3 separate regions of the Homo sapiens genome follow, and regions 2 and 3 are each linked to region 1. A link is an interaction called in ENCODE POLR2A ChIA-PET data of the cell type or tissue named here. Cell type or tissue: GM12878. All regions are shown on one strand.

The links. ChIA-PET counts read pairs that join two places held together with the same protein. Peaks named below come from ENCODE experiments on the same cell type or tissue, not always from the same donor. Only the 100,000 strongest peaks of a DNase experiment are listed, where the experiment ranks them.
Region 2: POLR2A ChIA-PET joins it to region 1 with 6 read pairs; 4 of 35 experiments call an interaction of 5 or more read pairs at or near these places.
Region 3: POLR2A ChIA-PET joins it to region 1 with 8 read pairs; 8 of 35 experiments call an interaction of 5 or more read pairs at or near these places.

What each region holds. Positions count from the first base shown.
Region 1 is chr10:31,090,065-31,092,564 of GRCh38, forward strand. All of the region lies in intron 1 of LOC105376481 (a long non-coding RNA gene), which reads left to right. Among named protein-coding and RNA genes, the nearest start is that of ZNF438, 59 kb to the left of the region's middle. RefSeq lists an enhancer at 1,103-1,292. In GM12878, no CTCF peak of the experiment used is centred here; a DNase peak (open chromatin) is centred at 987.
Region 2 is chr10:31,151,758-31,154,257 of GRCh38, forward strand. All of the region lies in intron 2 of LOC105376481 (a long non-coding RNA gene), which reads left to right. Among named protein-coding and RNA genes, the nearest start is that of LINC02664, 35 kb to the right of the region's middle. In GM12878, no CTCF peak of the experiment used is centred here; no DNase peak of the experiment used is centred here.
Region 3 is chr10:31,036,043-31,038,542 of GRCh38, forward strand. All of the region lies in intron 1 of LOC105376481 (a long non-coding RNA gene), which reads left to right. Among named protein-coding and RNA genes, the nearest start is that of ZNF438, 5.4 kb to the left of the region's middle. In GM12878, no CTCF peak of the experiment used is centred here; no DNase peak of the experiment used is centred here.

The DNA of each region.
Region 1 (2,500 bases):
CCACTTTAAGGTTGCTCCATATTCTACCATGTGGTATATTCCTTAATTTATGTGCCCTGCCCTCTATTCATGGACATTTGGGTCATTCTGATTTTTCCCAAACATAAACAGCGCTGCAGGAAATCTTTTTGTGCATACATCCTTTCATACTTTTGTGATTTTCCCTTTAGAGTAATAAACCAAGTTTTGATAAGTGTCAGGTTGCAGGCATTTTGAGACGATACACTTTGGTTGGTTGTGCCTGGAGTGCCACCATTTCAGAATGCCAGGGACTAAAACTTTACCAGTCAGTCAGCTGTGGGAGAAGTGACAATATCCTGTGAACACTGAGGGCCTAACAGGAACATGCCCTGCCTGGAAGAGAGTCATCTCTTATTGGAGTAGATTGAAGGGGAAAATTGTGGGCAGGGCAAGACTGACTGTTCATCCATCCATCCATCCATCCATCCATCCATCCATCCATCCATTCCATAATGTTACTCCGTGTAAGCCACTGGGCTAAGTGATGATGTAGAAATCACCCCTGCCCTCTGGAAGATTACTGTACCTTGTAGGCCAGGCTAAGGAGTTTGAACTTTATCTCAAGATGTCTTTCATTTTGTTTTTTAATCCCTAAAGCACTAATTAAAAGGTTTTAAGCAGAGAAGTGTCATAATCAGATTGAGTTTGTCTGAACCAAAATGCTTGACAATTGATAAAGTTGATGGGTGGCAGGAATAGGAGTCCACCTTTTGGAACCATCCGTCTGAAGAGAGGGGATCTTCTCTGAAAGTTACGTTTAGCCAAAGCTTTTGAATCAACTGCACTATATTGAAAAGCATTGCTGAGACCTTGTTAGAAAACAGCTTGGAATCCACAAAGTTTGGGTGCAGCTGACCTGGGTCTGTCAAGCGAGAAAAATGAAACTCCCACATCAACAGCAGAATTCAACTGCCAAGATGTCCCTTATCTTTGTTCTGTGGTTAGCTCAGCCTCAGAACCCCTGGTCCTTGGCCTTGGTATATGCAGTTTCTCTGATTGAGAAGAGAAACTACTAGAAGAAGATGCCTAGATGACTCTTCCTGCTTTTAGCATACCTGACTCAGGCTGATTATTAAGTCTTGGCTGCAATGTCATTTACTCCAGGAAACCACCTAGATTAGGTCAAGAGGTGTTGCCAGGTGCTTCCATGGCTCAGTACATCTGCTGTCACCAATTACTTAGCACATTTTCAGAAAATTGCTTGAAGGGCCACCACCATAAGGTGGTACAGGCCATGCGTTGTTGGGGAGGCACCATTTAGACCACATTCTATGTGAATAATGTCCCCTGAAGTTGGGCAGTGCACAGCCTGCACAACTGTACATTTCCACCTTGACTGCTTATTTTATTTTATTTTTATTTTTTGAGATGGAGTTTCACTCTGTCACCCAGGCTGGAGTGCAGTGGCACCATCTCGGCTCACTGCAACCTCCACCCCTTGGGTTCAAGTGATTCTCCCATCTCAGCCTCCCGAGTAGCTGGGATTACAGGCACCCACCACCACACCTGGCTAATTTTTGTATTTTTTTAAGCAGAGATGGGGTTTCACCATGTTGGCCAGGTTGGTCTCGAACCCCTGATCTCAGGTGATCCGCCTGCCTCGGCCTCCCAAAGTGCTGGGATTACAGGCATGAGCCACCTTGCCCAGCCTGCTTATTTTATTGTATGTCTTCCCCATTAGACTGTCAACTCCAGAAGGAGTGGGACCATATCTTTCTTGCTTATGATTCTATTCCCTATACCTAGCACTATTGCTATAAGTAACTATTAGGTGATTAATATTTTATTTATTTATTTGTTTATTTATATATTTATTTATTTATTTATTTATTTATTTATTTATTTATTTATTGGAGACAGGGTCTTGCTGTTTCACCTAGGCTGGAGTGCAGTGGTGCTATCATAGCTCACTGAAACCTCGTACTCCCGGGCTCAAGCTATCCTCCCGCCTCAGCCTTTCAAGTAGCTGGAACTACAGGTGTGTGTCACCATACCCAGTTAATTAAAAAAATTTTATGTAGAGATGGGGTTTCACTCTGTTGCCCAAGCTGGTCTCAAGCTTCGGGCATCCAGTAATCCTCCCTCCTCAGCCTCCTACAGTGCTGAGATTACAGGTGTGGGCCACCGAACCTGGCCAACATTTTTCCTTGCTGATACCTACAGTGGTGAAATTTGTGACCTTCACACTCGGATTTATCATACCTAAATGTTTTCAAGGCAATGTGTTTTAATTAGATTTAAATTAGTATGCTCCTCAGTGGATCTTCCCATCTGTGTTTTATATGCTGCTGTGTTAACAGGAAAAGACTCCCCCCACCCCCCGCCATTTCCCAATAACATTTCACAAATTACTCGCTAGAAGGGCAAGCCTTACAATTGCAGGAACATGAACTAAGACCGGTTTTTAGGGCTCAACAACCTATTGACAGGGGATGAAAGGAGAAATTTCTCTCTTGAGGTAGTGCAGGAATAATCAAAT
Region 2 (2,500 bases), 62 kb after region 1:
ATACATATATAATTTTTTTTTTGAGATGGAGTTTCGCTCCTGTTGCCCAGGTTGGAGTGCAATGGCACTATCTCAGCTCATGACAATCTTTGCCTCCCAGGTCCAAACAATTCTCCTGCCTCAGCCTCCCAAGTAGCTGGGACTACAGGCAGGCACCACCATGCCTGGCTAATTTTGTATTTTTAGTAGAAACAGGATTTCTCCATGTTGGTCAGTCTAGTCTCAAACTCCCGACCTCAGGTGATCCGCCCACCTCGGCCTCCCAAAGTGCTGGGATTATAGACGTGAGCCACTGCACCCAGCCTAAAAAATATATATTGAAGGAGCACAAGGGCAGATTTCTTACATTCATATATTGTGTAATGAAGTAACGAAGTCTGGACTTTTAGTGTATCCATCCCACCTGAATAGTGAACATTGTACCCAACAGGTAATTTGTCAACCAATAAGAAGACAGTTTGAGATGCCAAGTGGAAAGCCACCTCTTGGAGATTACTAGATTCCATCTTTACTGTCAGTTCTTGGGGAGCCCAGGGAGCTCACATGGGTATCAGATGGGATTTTACTCCACACAACTGCATAGCAATTGTGAGAAGCTCAGGCAATACCAGATCTAGAGCTCCATATTCAATTAGGCAGGTATTTTATCAAATGTCAGTGTACAAGTCAGTTTTCTTCCTTCCCTTCAGAATTGCTTTTTCTAATTTCATTATGTCCCTAGCCTTGGCACTAAGACCAATTAGAAGAGAATAAAGATAATGTCTGGGAGTGTGTGGGCTGAACAGATAAAAGCTGTCACTTGCAGATCACAGTGGAGCTTTCCTGCAGGAGTGACTCTCCTGAATCCAAACCACTTGGAGCTTATCTATAGGCTGCCTTGACTTTCCAGGACAGCTGATAGACCTGCTTCAGTCTGATTTGCAAAAGTATGCAATGATTTTCAGCTATGACCTTGACTTGTCTCTTCCTGTCTCTCCAAGCAGGCCACTCTCCAAATGCAGTTTAGTTCCATTGACCAAAGATGTTAGAAGCAAGCTCTGGGCTCAGACCTGTCATTGGGTCCTGTCTCCTTGCCCCTCAGGATGGAGGAATTCTGTGCCAAGATTTTATCTTTGCTGATCTTGGCACATTCTGACATCCTGCATGTGTGGGCCCCAGACGATCCCCAACTGTGTCCAGCTGGATAGATGTCACCAGGGAAAACCTCTCATCACAGCAGGTCACTTCCTTTCTCAGGCTACAGCCACCAGAGCTGGGTCAACTGGGGCTAGGAAAAGTAGGCCAACACAGAACTGGCTGGAGAAGGAAATCATGCAGGGCTTATTTAGAAGTGTCTATGATCCACAATGAGATTGATACCTCATCTCTGTGTAGGGAGATTTTGGAATGATCTCCATTTCCCTTCTAATTCTGAAGGCTGTGTACTGTGGTTCCAACCACGTAATTCACCCAAATTAGCACTGATGAACTAGCTTTTCACACACAAATATCTTTTCCAAGCATCAGCGTATTTTTATTTTGTGTCTCCAAATATTGCCAACGATGTGTGCCCAGGGTGTGGATATAGCAGGGCCGAACTTGGGTTGCCATCTGCACGAGGAGATGTTCCTCATATGTGCTCCTTCGCCAGTTTGCTGCCTGAAATCCTTGAACGGGAAACTGAATCTTTAATTCTACCATCTGATATAAGAACTCTATGCCAATGTGATGGGAGAAGATGCTCATTGAAAATTTCCCACCAAGATTTCAATGAATCATACAGATTCTTGCCTGAAGCTAAGCTTTGTAGGCAGTTGATATTGGGGATGGGGAAGGATGGTTGAAGCAGGAGGTCCTGGGGTCCCTGACACGGAAGAAGGTGCCTGGAAGTGCACTAAAAGGAGCATATAGAGAAAAGGAGGACAATTTCACCCACTCCACAAAGTGCTGAGTCTCTCAGTTGATGATTCTCCTGTCAGCAGAGTCTGCCTGTGGGCCAGGCATCTTGGAAGGAGAGAGGCTGCTTTGCTCCTCTCAGGCCACGATGCAGAGGCTTAGCCTCCCAAGCTTCCTTGGGCACCAAGACTAGCAGCACCCAGAGCTGGGTTTATGTTTGGTTCACCCTGAACTGCACTGACTCACCCCCAGCAGAACTGGGAGGAGCTGACCTCGTCGTGAGGCCTAGTTCTCATTCACCTGGTTATAGGCGCAGTGACTCGGCCCTGTGGTGTTCAAGCCTTCGCCAATGATGCACCTTCATGGGCAGGAATCCATGGGCCCACCCGGGTCTCCGTCTTAGTTCATTTGTGTTGCTATAAAGGAATACCTGAGGCTGGGCAATTTGTAAAGAAAAGAGGTTTATTTCACTTACAGTTCTTCTGGCTGTACAGAAAGCATGGTGCTGGCATCTATATCTGGGGAGGGCCTCAGGCTGCTTCCACTCATGGCAGAGGGTGAAGGGGAGGTGAAAGGGACCTGATGTGTAGAGATCATGTGGCAAGAGACAGGAAGAGGCCGAGCT
Region 3 (2,500 bases), 54 kb before region 1:
AACTTCTGCAAGCCTCAAATGGGGTTAGACTTACTAAATATTACTTATTTATTTTTGAGACAGGCTCTTGCCCAGGCTGGAGTACAATGGAAAGACCATAGCTCACTATAACCTTGAACTCCTAGGCTCAAGGGATTCTCCCACCTCAACCTCCTGAGTAGCTGGGACTGCAGGCATGCACAACCACATCTGGTTATTTTTACTTTTCATAGAGATGACATCTGGCTGTGTTTCCCAGACTGGTCTCGAACTCCTAGCCTCAAGCAATCCTCTCGCCTGGGCCTCCCAGAGTGCTGGGATTACAGGCATGAGTCACTGCTCTGGGCCTCACTAAATGTTATCCTTGATGAATGTCCTAACAGGATGTTATCCCTCTGGTAACTCGGAAATCAGAGCAGGCCACCTGGAGCCTTATTTACATGAGGTCTCCTGAAAGACACTGACAGCCACTGGGGGATAGCAATTAATTCTCTTAAACAAAGGATGTTAGACAAAGGCTGTCCCCAACAAGAAGGGGTGGAGGGAAGCGAGGAGGGAAATGGAAAGACAAGGAACCTGTGTCCTTGTTCTGAGAAGCCCAGTTCTTGATTTGAGTACAGGGCCTGGAGCATGCTTCTGACTGTAAAACGGAAAGAACCAAACTGTCCTTGTGCGTGTATTGGGATTGGAGAACAGGGAAGAAGGTACAGGAGAAAAGATACCAAAAAGATTTCTGGCCAGGCACGGTGATCATGCCTGTAATCCCAGCACTTTGAGAGTCCTAGGCAGGCAGATAGCTTGAGACCGGGAGTTCAAGACCAGCCTGGGCAAACCCCATCTCTACAAAAAATACAAAAATTAGCCGGGCATGATGGTGTGCACCTGTGGTTCCAGTTACTTGGAAGGTGGAGGCAGGAGGATCACTTGAACCTAGGAAGGTTGAAGTTGCAGTGAGCCATAATTATGCCACTGCACTCCAGCCTGGGTGACAGAGTGACACTTTGTCTCAAAAAAAAAAAAAAAAAGATTTTTAATTCCTCAAGGGAAAAAAACCTCGCCAACTACATCAAGACATCATAGCAGACAGGCAGAATGTTCCAGAAACAGTCCTTTAGGCATTCTGTTCTTCCCTGGAATCTGCTTGCTTTCTTAGCCCTTGGCGAAGGTCTACTGATTCTTGGAGTTCAAATTCTATCATTAATTACCTCTGCTGATAACAGCCAGCCTTTACTAAACTGGTACTAGATCTAAGACGTCACAGAGCACTCCATATGAAATCTTTTAATCTTCACAACTCTATGAGGTAGCTACTATTATTATCTTATTTTGCATATGAGGGAAAAAAGTGAGACCCAAAGCCATGGGTCACTGCTGTGGACTGAATGGTGTCTCTTCTGCCCCCAACCCCCCAGTTTGTGTGTTGAAGTCCTAACTCCCAGTGTGACTGGATTTGGAGACAGAGTTTTTAGAAGGTCCTATGCTTTAGATATTGGTGTCCCCTCCCAAATGTGTGTTGAAACTCAATAACCAATGTAATAGCATTAAGAGGAGCCACCTTTAGGAGATGATTAAGTCATGAGGGTGGAGCCCTTGTGAATGGGATTAGGTGCCTTATCAAAAGGCATGATAGAGGGAGTTCATCCTTTCTTGTCTGCCATGTGAGGACACAGTGTTTCTCCCCTCTGGAGGATGCAACATCATGGCACCATCTTGGAAGCAGAGAGCAGCCCTCACCAGACAAGGCAGTCTGCTGCTGCCTTGATCTTAGACTTCCCAGCCTCCAGAACTGTGTCTAAGTAAATTTGTTTATAAATTACCTATAGTATTTTATTATAGTAAGACAAATGAACTAAGGAGGTGAGATTAAATAAGGTCATAAGGACGAGGCCCTAATCCAATAGGATTGGTGTTCTTATAAGAAAAAGAGGAAGCAGAGTTCTCTCTCGCCACAATGTGAGGACACAGTGAGAAGGCACTCATCTGCAAGCCAGGAAGAAGGCCTTCAGCAAGGAACCAAATCTGCAAGATCTTGATTGATATTGAACTTTTCAGCCTCTAGAACTGTAAGAAAATAAATTCCATTGTTTAAGCCTCAGCCCAAGCGTACTAAGATAGTTACATTGCTTAAAGTAATCTGACTCCCCCTTACAAACTTTACTGTATCTCCCTGCTTTGCCCAGGTGGTCAGATCATTTCTTCTCCCTGTTCTTCAACACAACTTCTCCTATAACGCATACAGTATTTCTTCACTTAAACACACTTATTTTTTTAACATTGAAGTATCTCTGAAATTAGAATTCATCTTGAAATTGAAGAATATCATAGTTTAATTTTAGGAGGTAAAAAAAACTAATGGTTTCTTATAATTGGTAGCACCTTAGATTGAGTAACACATATTATAATTGTTTATGCTTCTTTTGCCCCCCCTCAGCTATGAATCCTTTGAAGACAGACACCGATTTACTCAACTTTGTGTTCTTAATACCAAGCACAGTTTCTGGCACAATAAAAAGGAATTTTA